Regions from separate parts of the Mus musculus genome. Here region 2 is linked to region 1. The links are chromatin contacts, found by POLR2A ChIA-PET in ENCODE. All regions are on one chromosome and are shown on one strand. Each heading gives the region's core, a stretch centred on a gene start or an enhancer-like site at or near the end of the contact. The rest is flanking DNA. Distances are from core to core; before and after follow the strand shown.

What was found. ChIA-PET counts read pairs that join two places held with the same protein, here RNA polymerase II (POLR2A).
Region 2: POLR2A ChIA-PET joins it to region 1 with 22 read pairs in Patski. The contact joins the promoter of Slc22a5 here to the enhancer-like site in region 1. POLR2A ChIA-PET finds 5 or more read pairs at or near these places in 3 of 5 experiments (Patski and embryonic stem cell).

What each region holds. Positions count from the first base shown.
Region 1 is chr11:53,757,245-53,761,887 of GRCm38, reverse strand. No RefSeq gene overlaps it. Among named protein-coding and RNA genes, the nearest start is that of Mir7671, 4.1 kb to the left of the region's middle. Within about 2 kb of position 1,765, at least 2 of the 3 ENCODE cell types and tissues checked have a DNase peak (open chromatin) inside an H3K27ac peak, as active enhancers do.
Region 2 is chr11:53,888,894-53,893,214 of GRCm38, reverse strand. It overlaps Slc22a5 (solute carrier family 22 (organic cation transporter), member 5), which reads left to right and starts at 1,512. Exons shown (of 10, transcript NM_011396.3): 1 at 1,512-2,068. The coding sequence starts at 1,676.

The DNA.
Region 1 (4,643 bases), core at 516-3,015:
CCAGGAAGCTTGGCAGGGAAGGGCCAGGATGGTGTTTTGGGGGAGTCAGAGTATAGTTCCCTCCCTTGCATCTTCAATCCAAAGAAGAATCTGGGGTCAAGGGAGGCAGGGTCACCCCAAAGCGTATATTTCCTTAAATCCTTGGATCTCCCTCTTTGCAGCCATGGCTTTCAGAAAAGCAGGAATCAAACTCAGTAGACCTCCAGCCCCTCCTGGTCCAGAAGAGCTGGGGTCGGGGCTGGCAGTAGTGGTGACCATCTGAAGACAAGCAGATTGTCAAGAGGGAGGCAGGCAGATAGGTCAAGTGATGGCCTTTGCTTTTTTCCAGCCAGGTTCAGGATTGCCATGCCTGCAAGAGGGCTAAGGAAACTCTAAATTCTGCAAGAGCGGAGCTTGTGCTATGCCCGCAGACCCTGGTGACTCAGCCTGGGAATCCCGATGCCAGGGCCTGCCCCAGAGATGAGAGTGCCTGGCTGCCATGGCAGCAGTTGAGGGGGCCCCAGAGAGAATGTTTTATTGTACCCCCTTTCGTGGTGAGGCAGCTTTGTTTTTTATTTTTTTTCAGATTTAATTTTTAAGATCATTTTTATATGTATATGTATTTTCTTGCTCCTCTCCTGCCCCCTCTTGCACGTGTGTGTGTGTGTGTATGTAACATACTCAAACATGTGTGTGTACAGTGCTCAAAAAGAGACCAGAGGAGAGTGCCTGATTATCTGCAGCTGGAGTTTCAGGCTGTGTGCAGGGATCCTAACCTGGAGTCTCTACAAGGGCAAGTGTCATTACCACTGAGCCAGTATTTCTGAGTTAAAGAACCAACTGACCCTAGCTCATAAAACAGGCCTGGGAGCAGGCCTAAAAGTGTCTGTGCTGGGTTTCACTAGGGGGCATATTTGTGTATGTGTGTGTGGGGGAACAGGACAAGAGGAAGGTGCATCCTGCTTGCTACTGTATCCCCAAGGGCCAGCATAAAGCAGGTACCCTATGGGAAGTAGTGAAAGATGGATTGGAGGGAGGGTGGATAGGAGGATAGGGTAGGGGATGTATAAATGGGTGGGTAGGAGGGATAAATGAAGAGAAAGATGGATAGAGTGGAGGCTAGACTGATAGGCAGGCGGATGAGTAGGAGGAGAGACAGGTAGATGGATGGGACAGTGGATGAGGAGATGGGTGGATAGATGGTGGGTGGATGGATAAATGGATCACTGCGAGGGCAGGGAGATGGTGAACTCAGCAGGTCTTAGCAGTATGTACATGTTCCCTGAGATAATCTTAACAATAAAATAATTTCTACAAAAAACGTACGCTGCCCCGGTAGTAGGGAATGAAGAGTGAGGCTTCTCTGCGTGGCACTGGGGTTGTTTCTGCTCTGCTCTGTTGTTCCAGCGGGACCTCTGCTCCCTTTCCCATCACCTCCCCCCAGACCCCCTTTCACCCCTCCCAACTCCCACCCCCACCCCCTCGTCAAGGTAAAAGAACAGAAGACAAGGGCTTTTAGGTTCATGCTAAGTGGCTCTCTTCCTTCCCTGGAAGGACTGGCTGAAGGGAGGACTAATTAAGACCGACGTGCGAGATTCCAGTCCTTTTTCGAGATTCCAGTCTTTCTCCACCCCAGTGTTAAGATTCAGACCAGACGGGTGTGGGCGGCAGCCTCTGTTTACTGGGAAGAAAATAACAAGCCCCCTACGGGGAGCAGTTCTGTGTTTAATCCCTCGCCCCGCCGTCGCTGGGGCTCCAGGTGCCGTTCTCACTTCCCCTAGGAAGCTCACAGCTTTCAGATCACTGGACTCCAAGGGTCATCAGAAGGCTACTAGTGGAGATGCTTCCTCCCCAGGAATTCACCCCCTCCACCTGCTGCTACCCAGGACACAGGGACAGGCCGGCTCCAGCTCTAAAACCTCCTACCCATTTTCTCTAAGACCCACAGAAGGAACTCCCACTCTACCTTCCGAGCCTGAGCCTGAACTCTCCCCACGATCCCATATGCTGCTTGCTTGTGTGTGTGTGCGCGCGCGCGTGTTTACAAATCTAATACACTACCAAAACAAAAAACACCTGTCTGGCAGCAGGCAAGAGGTTGTCAGAGGCCCCCACACCCACCCTGCCTGGAGAGTCAGGAAGAAAGACTTGCTGGCTTCCCGCTGGATGAGTGACAGGCCACAGTGAGGATCATTTTGTCAGCCAACCAGCACACAGTGCTGCACAGGGAGTGTCCTGGAGGACTGGGCTCTATCAGTGAAGCCAGAATGAACTATGGCATGCTGGGAGAAGAAGCTGTGAGCCAGGGGGGACCTGTAGTGACTCGTCTGTCATTCTCAGGAAGCAAAACCCATGCCTTAAGATTCCACAGGAATAGAATAGAGTGCCTTGGACAGCCGTGTGTGAGCCGGGGTGCCAGTCAGTGACTTAGGCAGCTTCTTGTAGAGCGGGGACTCCAGTCTGAAGACTTAATGCGTCTGATTGACCGTGGGTTATGTTGTTCAGTAAGACAGCCATCACTAGCCTATATAGAAAGTCTGTAAGGGTAGAGGGAACTTGGTTACCTCCCACAGAAGGTCCAAGTGTACTCCGCTTACATGTATGTGTCATACCTGGAGTGTGAGGCCAAGAGACAGATGCCGAAGGGGTGGGGACAGGGTGCCTCAGCCAGTGTTCACAGATGGCTCCTCTGAGGAAGTATCAGTCTAACCAGGCTTGAAGCATGAGGCAAAGTCCACAGACCAAGGGATAAAAGAGGCCTTCGTTGGGGGAGGACAGCAGAGAAAGGCCTGGAATTTAGGCCTTTTCCCACATGGCTTGTCCTGGCTGCCTCAGAAACGCTCCAAGGCTGCAGAGGAGGATTGCCCACCAGACCTCCAGGGAGAGGCAATCTGGGAATCAGCATTTTTAAGGAAGCAGGGACCAGCTCTACATCTGTGTGTGCCTGAAAGTTAGTGCCTCCTTAAAAGTTTGTTGTGACTGCCTCACCCTAGTCCAAGACCCTGCTGCACCCTAGAGGTGGGGAGGGTAGCAGCAGACGCTTCTAAGGGACCCTCCGTGGAGGATCAGGGGTGTGACTCTGGTTTGTTTTGTTTTGACTTTTTTATTAAAACAAACAAAAAACCAATCACATTCACAGATTTATGTGAGGATGAGAGAAGGTACCCACCACCCTGTATGTGTGTGTCAGTTGGAGGACAACTTAGCAGAGTGAGGCTCTCCTTCCACCATGAGGGGCCAGAGTTCAAACTCAGGTAGGCAGCTGGCAGACGCGCTTTAATCTTCTGACCATCTCATGAGCCCCTGTAAGTCAGGGTTTGCCAATCCTGGGTATCTTGATCAGAACCAGAAGACAGGAATTTGAGTGTGGTTGGGAGGCAGCAGAGGCAGGAATGAAGCCTTTGGGCCTTCCCCAGGCCTTCTCTCGTTCTGGGACATGGTTTAGAGAGTAGAGCAAGAGGTCAAAAGGCCTCAGCTTGCCCCAGAAATGCCCTAGTAATTGGTGATCGCAGCTCGAGGCTAATGTGATACCCGAAGATTGCTCGGTCTCGTCCTTTGCACTCTGGCTCTGTGGGTATGGCAGAGGAAAGGGAGAAGATGGTGGCCTGTGCTGCTGGGTGGGGCTTGTCAATTGGTCCACAGTCCCTCTGTTGTCCAGCAGAACTGCAGTGCCCTCCTGCCTTAGATCCCCCTGAACTTCAGCCCCTGTGGCTGCAGCTCCCCCTATTGGCAAGTTTCTTTTTTTTGTTTTTTGTTTTTTGTTTTTTTTCGAGACAGGGTTTCTCTGTATAGCCCTGGCTGTCCTGGAGCTCACTTTGTAGACCAGGCTGGCCTCGAACTCAGAAATCCGCCTGCCTCTGCCTCCCGAGTGCTGGGATTAAAGGCATGTGCCACCACGCCCAGCTATTGGCAAGTTTCAAGAACTACAGTTCCCTTTTGGGGGGGGGGGGGAAGCAGGTCTAAGGGTCCAGGGAAGAGATAAATATATGGGGCTAATGCTGCCAAGCTGGCGCGAAGGGCAGGCATGGCAGGTGGACTTTGGCTAAAGCAGATAGGCTTGTGCCTCCTGGTAAACAGCATCTACTTCCTGCTCAATGGCCTTTGAACAGATGCCAGAAAGGCCAGGACCCAGGCAAAGGTGGAGATGGGGTTTTCTAAGGTAACTGCTAAGGGACAACAGTTCACATGGAGGTCCCCACCCTTTTATTGTCCACACGACCCAAAGAAAATATTCATGAGAGGCTGAGCCCTAGTCTCTGTCCGTGGGTGCAAGCACACCCATAGTTCCCCTGAGCTAGACCCGGGATTCACAGGCTTCATACCGAGCTGGAGAGCTAGGCCTATGGAGGGCCTTTCCCTCCAGCACTATAAAGAGAATAATACCAGGGAGTGGAGGCACGCACCTTTAATCCTAGCACTGAAAGGCAGAGGCAGGCAGATCTCTGTGAGTTTGAAGTCAGCCTGGTCTACAGAATGAGTTCCAGGACAGCCAGGGCTACACAGAGAAATCCTGTCTTGAAAAACCAAAAGGAAGAAGAAGAGGAAGAGGAGGAGGAAGAGGAGGGGAAAGCTTTGGAGAACATTTTAAAGATTTATTTATATTATTTATATGAGCACATCACAGCTGTCTTCAGACACACCAGAAGAGGGCATCAGATCCCATT
Region 2 (4,321 bases), core at 263-2,762, 130 kb before region 1:
ACTCCACCCTCTGACTACTGAGCCGAACAAACCCTTTCCGCTTAAGTTGCTTTGTCTCTGTAACCAGAAAAGTTACTAACAGCTACTAAAGCAATTGTAGTTACAATGTTTGCCTGTTCCACCGCAATGCTGAGGAGCACGGTTGGTCAGTTGAGGTCAAAGCTACTGAGCAAGCCAGGGCAATATAGCAAAACTCATCTCAAAAAAATAAATATAGATAAAATTATAAGGGTAACTTCTTATTTTATTAGACAGTGTTGCTTCAGAATCATACAGTTGCTGGTCGGTTTTTTGTTTTTTGTTTTGTTTTTGGGTGTTGTTGGTTTTTAGAATATATTACTAGGACAAAATAATGGGTTTCATGGTAAAGTTTGTTGTTGTTGTTTATTTGAGAACCTGGAACTGGCTATAAAGACCAGACTTGATTAAGGTCCTTTGCCACAAACTCTGGTAAGTTTTTGTTTTGGTTTTTTAACAAGTTGGCTCCTGCATTAATTGTAAAAATTACAAATCTGAGAGATTAATCCTACACTAAGATCCTTAATCTTGAAGTCAAAATTTTACTATTTCTTAAATCAAAAGACAACAAAATAATTTAAGAACATAATAGTCTGGGAATTAAAATTCATTGCCACCTTTCTCATCACCAGTCTCAAAATCCACCCCTTTTTAATATATGTATATATTATATGTAAATATATATAACTATTATTTTATTTTATGTGTATGAGTGTTTTGCCTGCAAGTCTGTTTTGTCTAATGTGCCGAGTGCATGCCTACTGGGCCTGTGAGCTGCCCTATGCCTTTTAGGAAGCAAGCCAAGGTCCTCTGGAGGAGCAATCTGGACTCTTAAAGAGAGTCCTAGCTGAGCTATCTCCGCAGCCACAAAAGATGGCAGTCTTTCCAGGAAAAACTGCAACAAAGGCTGTCGTTGTCAATGAGACTCTCCGAGGTTCACAATATCTCTCAACCACAACAAAAATTTGAGAAGGTGGGCTGTTTACTGCTTAAATTCTAAGCCTCTTTCCATTGAACACCCAGAATGGTCTTCCCAGGATGGCCTTGGACACAAACTTTTCAAAGTCACCCTTTCCCTCAAGAGAAGGGCACCCTGGGAACCTGCTCCAGGAAGTGTCCTGAAAAGACCCAATTCCGCCCCCTAGAGCGGACCTGTTAGGGGCGTGGCTCACAGACGCCCCGCCTCAGTCTTCCAGTCTGGGCGGAACTAGAAGTGTTCACCCAACCCGGGCCCCGTAGAGACTATGGAGGCGTGGTCGAATGAAGCCACACCCCTCCCTCGCTGACAGTTCTGAAGCCCGGTTCAGCCCCGCCTTCTGTACCGCCCAGCTAGTTCTGAGTCCTAGCTCGGCTCCGCCTCAGGCGCACGCGCGGCCGATGGCCGGCGCCCACTGTGCGTCACTCAGGCCCCTGCCCCGCCCCCGCCGTGCCGCGCCGCGCCGCGCCTCAGAGCCGGGACGGCGGGGCGGGCCTTGCGGCCCAGGCCCATGCCCAGAGCCCGCCCCGCCCTCAGGCCCTATGTAAAGTTGGCGGTGGCCGAGTCGGAGGCGTCGGTGGGAACTCACGAGCCTTGCACGCAGAGGCTCTCAGCGCCCCGTCTCCCGCGCCACGGTGTCCCCTTATTCCCATACGGGCGCTGTGGGAGGCTGAGGACGGCATGCGGGACTACGACGAGGTGACCGCCTTCCTAGGCGAGTGGGGGCCCTTCCAGCGCCTCATCTTCTTCCTGCTCAGCGCCAGCATCATCCCCAATGGCTTCAATGGTATGTCCATCGTGTTCCTGGCGGGGACCCCGGAGCACCGTTGCCTTGTGCCTCACACCGTGAACCTGAGCAGCGCGTGGCGCAACCACAGTATCCCGTTGGAGACGAAGGACGGACGACAGGTGCCTCAGAAATGCCGCCGCTACCGACTGGCCACCATCGCCAACTTCTCTGAGCTAGGGCTGGAGCCGGGGCGGGACGTGGACCTGGAGCAGCTGGAGCAGGAGAGCTGCCTGGATGGCTGGGAGTACGACAAGGACGTCTTCCTGTCCACCATCGTGACAGAGGTAGGTGACAGCCCCCCTATCAGGGTCTGGTGACATCGCGGCGACGGTTGTAGCCCTTCGTCCAACGCACAGGCTGATGAGCATCCTCCAGTCAGGTGGCCCAGGAACATTTTATGAGATGACTTCTAGCCATAGTACGCCCCTCAGGGGACAAGTGTCTGGCAGACCATCCGTCCATAGGGTCCCATTGAAGATAGAGTCCAGAAGGTTCTGCCCCTTAGGAGATGCCCTGAGACCCTGAGGGGTGGGACTTTCTCGAGGTAGTGATGTGATTCAGAGGGGCCGGATTCAGACTTGCTCCAGAGAAGAGGCCACAGTTTTAGCCTCTGTTCAGAAAGGAAAGACTCTTTGCAGAACTTTTTAAAGTTAAAGAAACGTGTGTTCCAAACTCTCTACCTTTTCTGGAGTTATTCTTTCTTCCCTCACCTGTCCTCATCCCAAAATGAAGGCTTGCCATGCCCCAGGAGAAACTGTTTTCCATTTGCCCGCGATGGATTGTTACTTCTTAAGGACCCATGTGTCTGCAGATCTATCCAGGGTGACTTGTTGGTATGGAGTCTTTTCCACAGTATTCTGGGACAAGATCACTGGAGAGGTTCGGTAAGGCATGTAAGGTTACTCTGAAAAGCGATGGAAACCTAATTCCTCATCCCCTTGCACTTTATTCTTGGGTGACTTTGACATTTCTCAGTCACTCTGCTGGGGGTGTGGCAGGCCATTTAATGGTGCATGTGGATGTGTTTGGGGACTTGGGCACCAACTGTAGTTTCCTGGAGGCTCAGCAGTATTGAATATGCAGAATATGAGAAGAATCTTCTGTGATACTATTGAGCAACTGGTTCATTGAGTATCAGGGATTGGGATTGGCCAGTTGGAGATAGTTTCTTGGTGAGTTTAGTTAGCCCTTAGGTCTAGATCCAACATCAAGAAATGGTTTCAGGAGCAGTAGGGAGAAGCTAGGAGTACCTGTTTGGCATTTAAGACTCTTGGAGGTATAGACTGAGCTTCCCTCCTTACAGGGGCTCTCAGGTATATATCATTCTTCAAGAGTAGAGTCAGAGAGTATCCCCACAAGAGTCACTGTCTGTTTCCTTTGGGAGTTTGTGGTTAGATGTGTTCAAACCTGTGCTTACCTACTACATAAGTAGTAAGAATGAAATCTGAGCTCCATTGGGGATTTTTAACTTAAGTGACATCGTGCCAGGATCAGGTATCACTACCTAACAAAAAAGGGCCTGGTCAGTGATGGAGCACACTCCTTTAGTCTGAGCACTCAGGAGGCAGAGGCAGGAAGAACTCTAGGAGTTGGAGGCCAGCCTGGTCTACAGAGTTGAGTTCTAGGACAGCCTGGGCTACATAGGGAAGTTCTCTATTTTGAAAAACAAAACAACAACAAAAAATGTATTTACTGAGATAGTAAAGTGCTTTTGACCCCTGAGTCCACAGAGAAGGGATTGTCAATTGTTCTACATCTTAAGCTCCAAACTCATAAGTGCTTGGAAGCAAGTGATGGCAGAGGCTGTTGGGGTTGACACATCAATTCCTGAAATCTGCTTTGGCTGCCCAAAAAAGGGGCAGTTGAAATCTGAAGCAGCTTCCTGTCGTGTCTTTAATTTTTACCCTGACCTTGAGAGTGCTGGGCTTTCTCTAGTCATTTGCCCCTACTTCACTGTCGTCTTGCTCGCTGCTGAGGGTGAAAGCAGTACTATTCAGCTCCCCAGAGGCTGGCTGATCAGCAAAAGTCCAGATTCTTTTTGACCTACTGCATAACTAATGTCAGTGTTTATTTATTTTTTTTCAATGGATCTGGATGCTATTGAGCTATCTTAGCAGTTTCGTAAGAGTTATATGCCCTTTCACCTACTTACAGGTCAGCAGTTTTTGCAGGAGGCAAGTTTAATACTTTACTTGGCTCTTTTCTTTGGAAATACTGGAATGCCTGTCTTGAAGTTCAAGGCTTTTCCACTCAGATGAACAGACATTGTTGAAAGCTGCTGCATTAACACTCTGATGACTTTTTCCAAGATCTGTTTTCTTTCAACCCAGACCTGGTCTGCTGACAACTGCAGCTAGTCAGCTCCCTGCCTTCTAAATAAATGTCTCTAAACTTGCCCTCTGCCCCAAATCAAGGATAGAGGTCTTTTAAGTACACTGTTAATTGATTCCTCTTGTCTTTCTTTCTTTTCTTCTTTTGATAGAAGGCTGACTTTTTTCTCTTTCAAGATAAATTACATACAGAAAGTGAACTACATG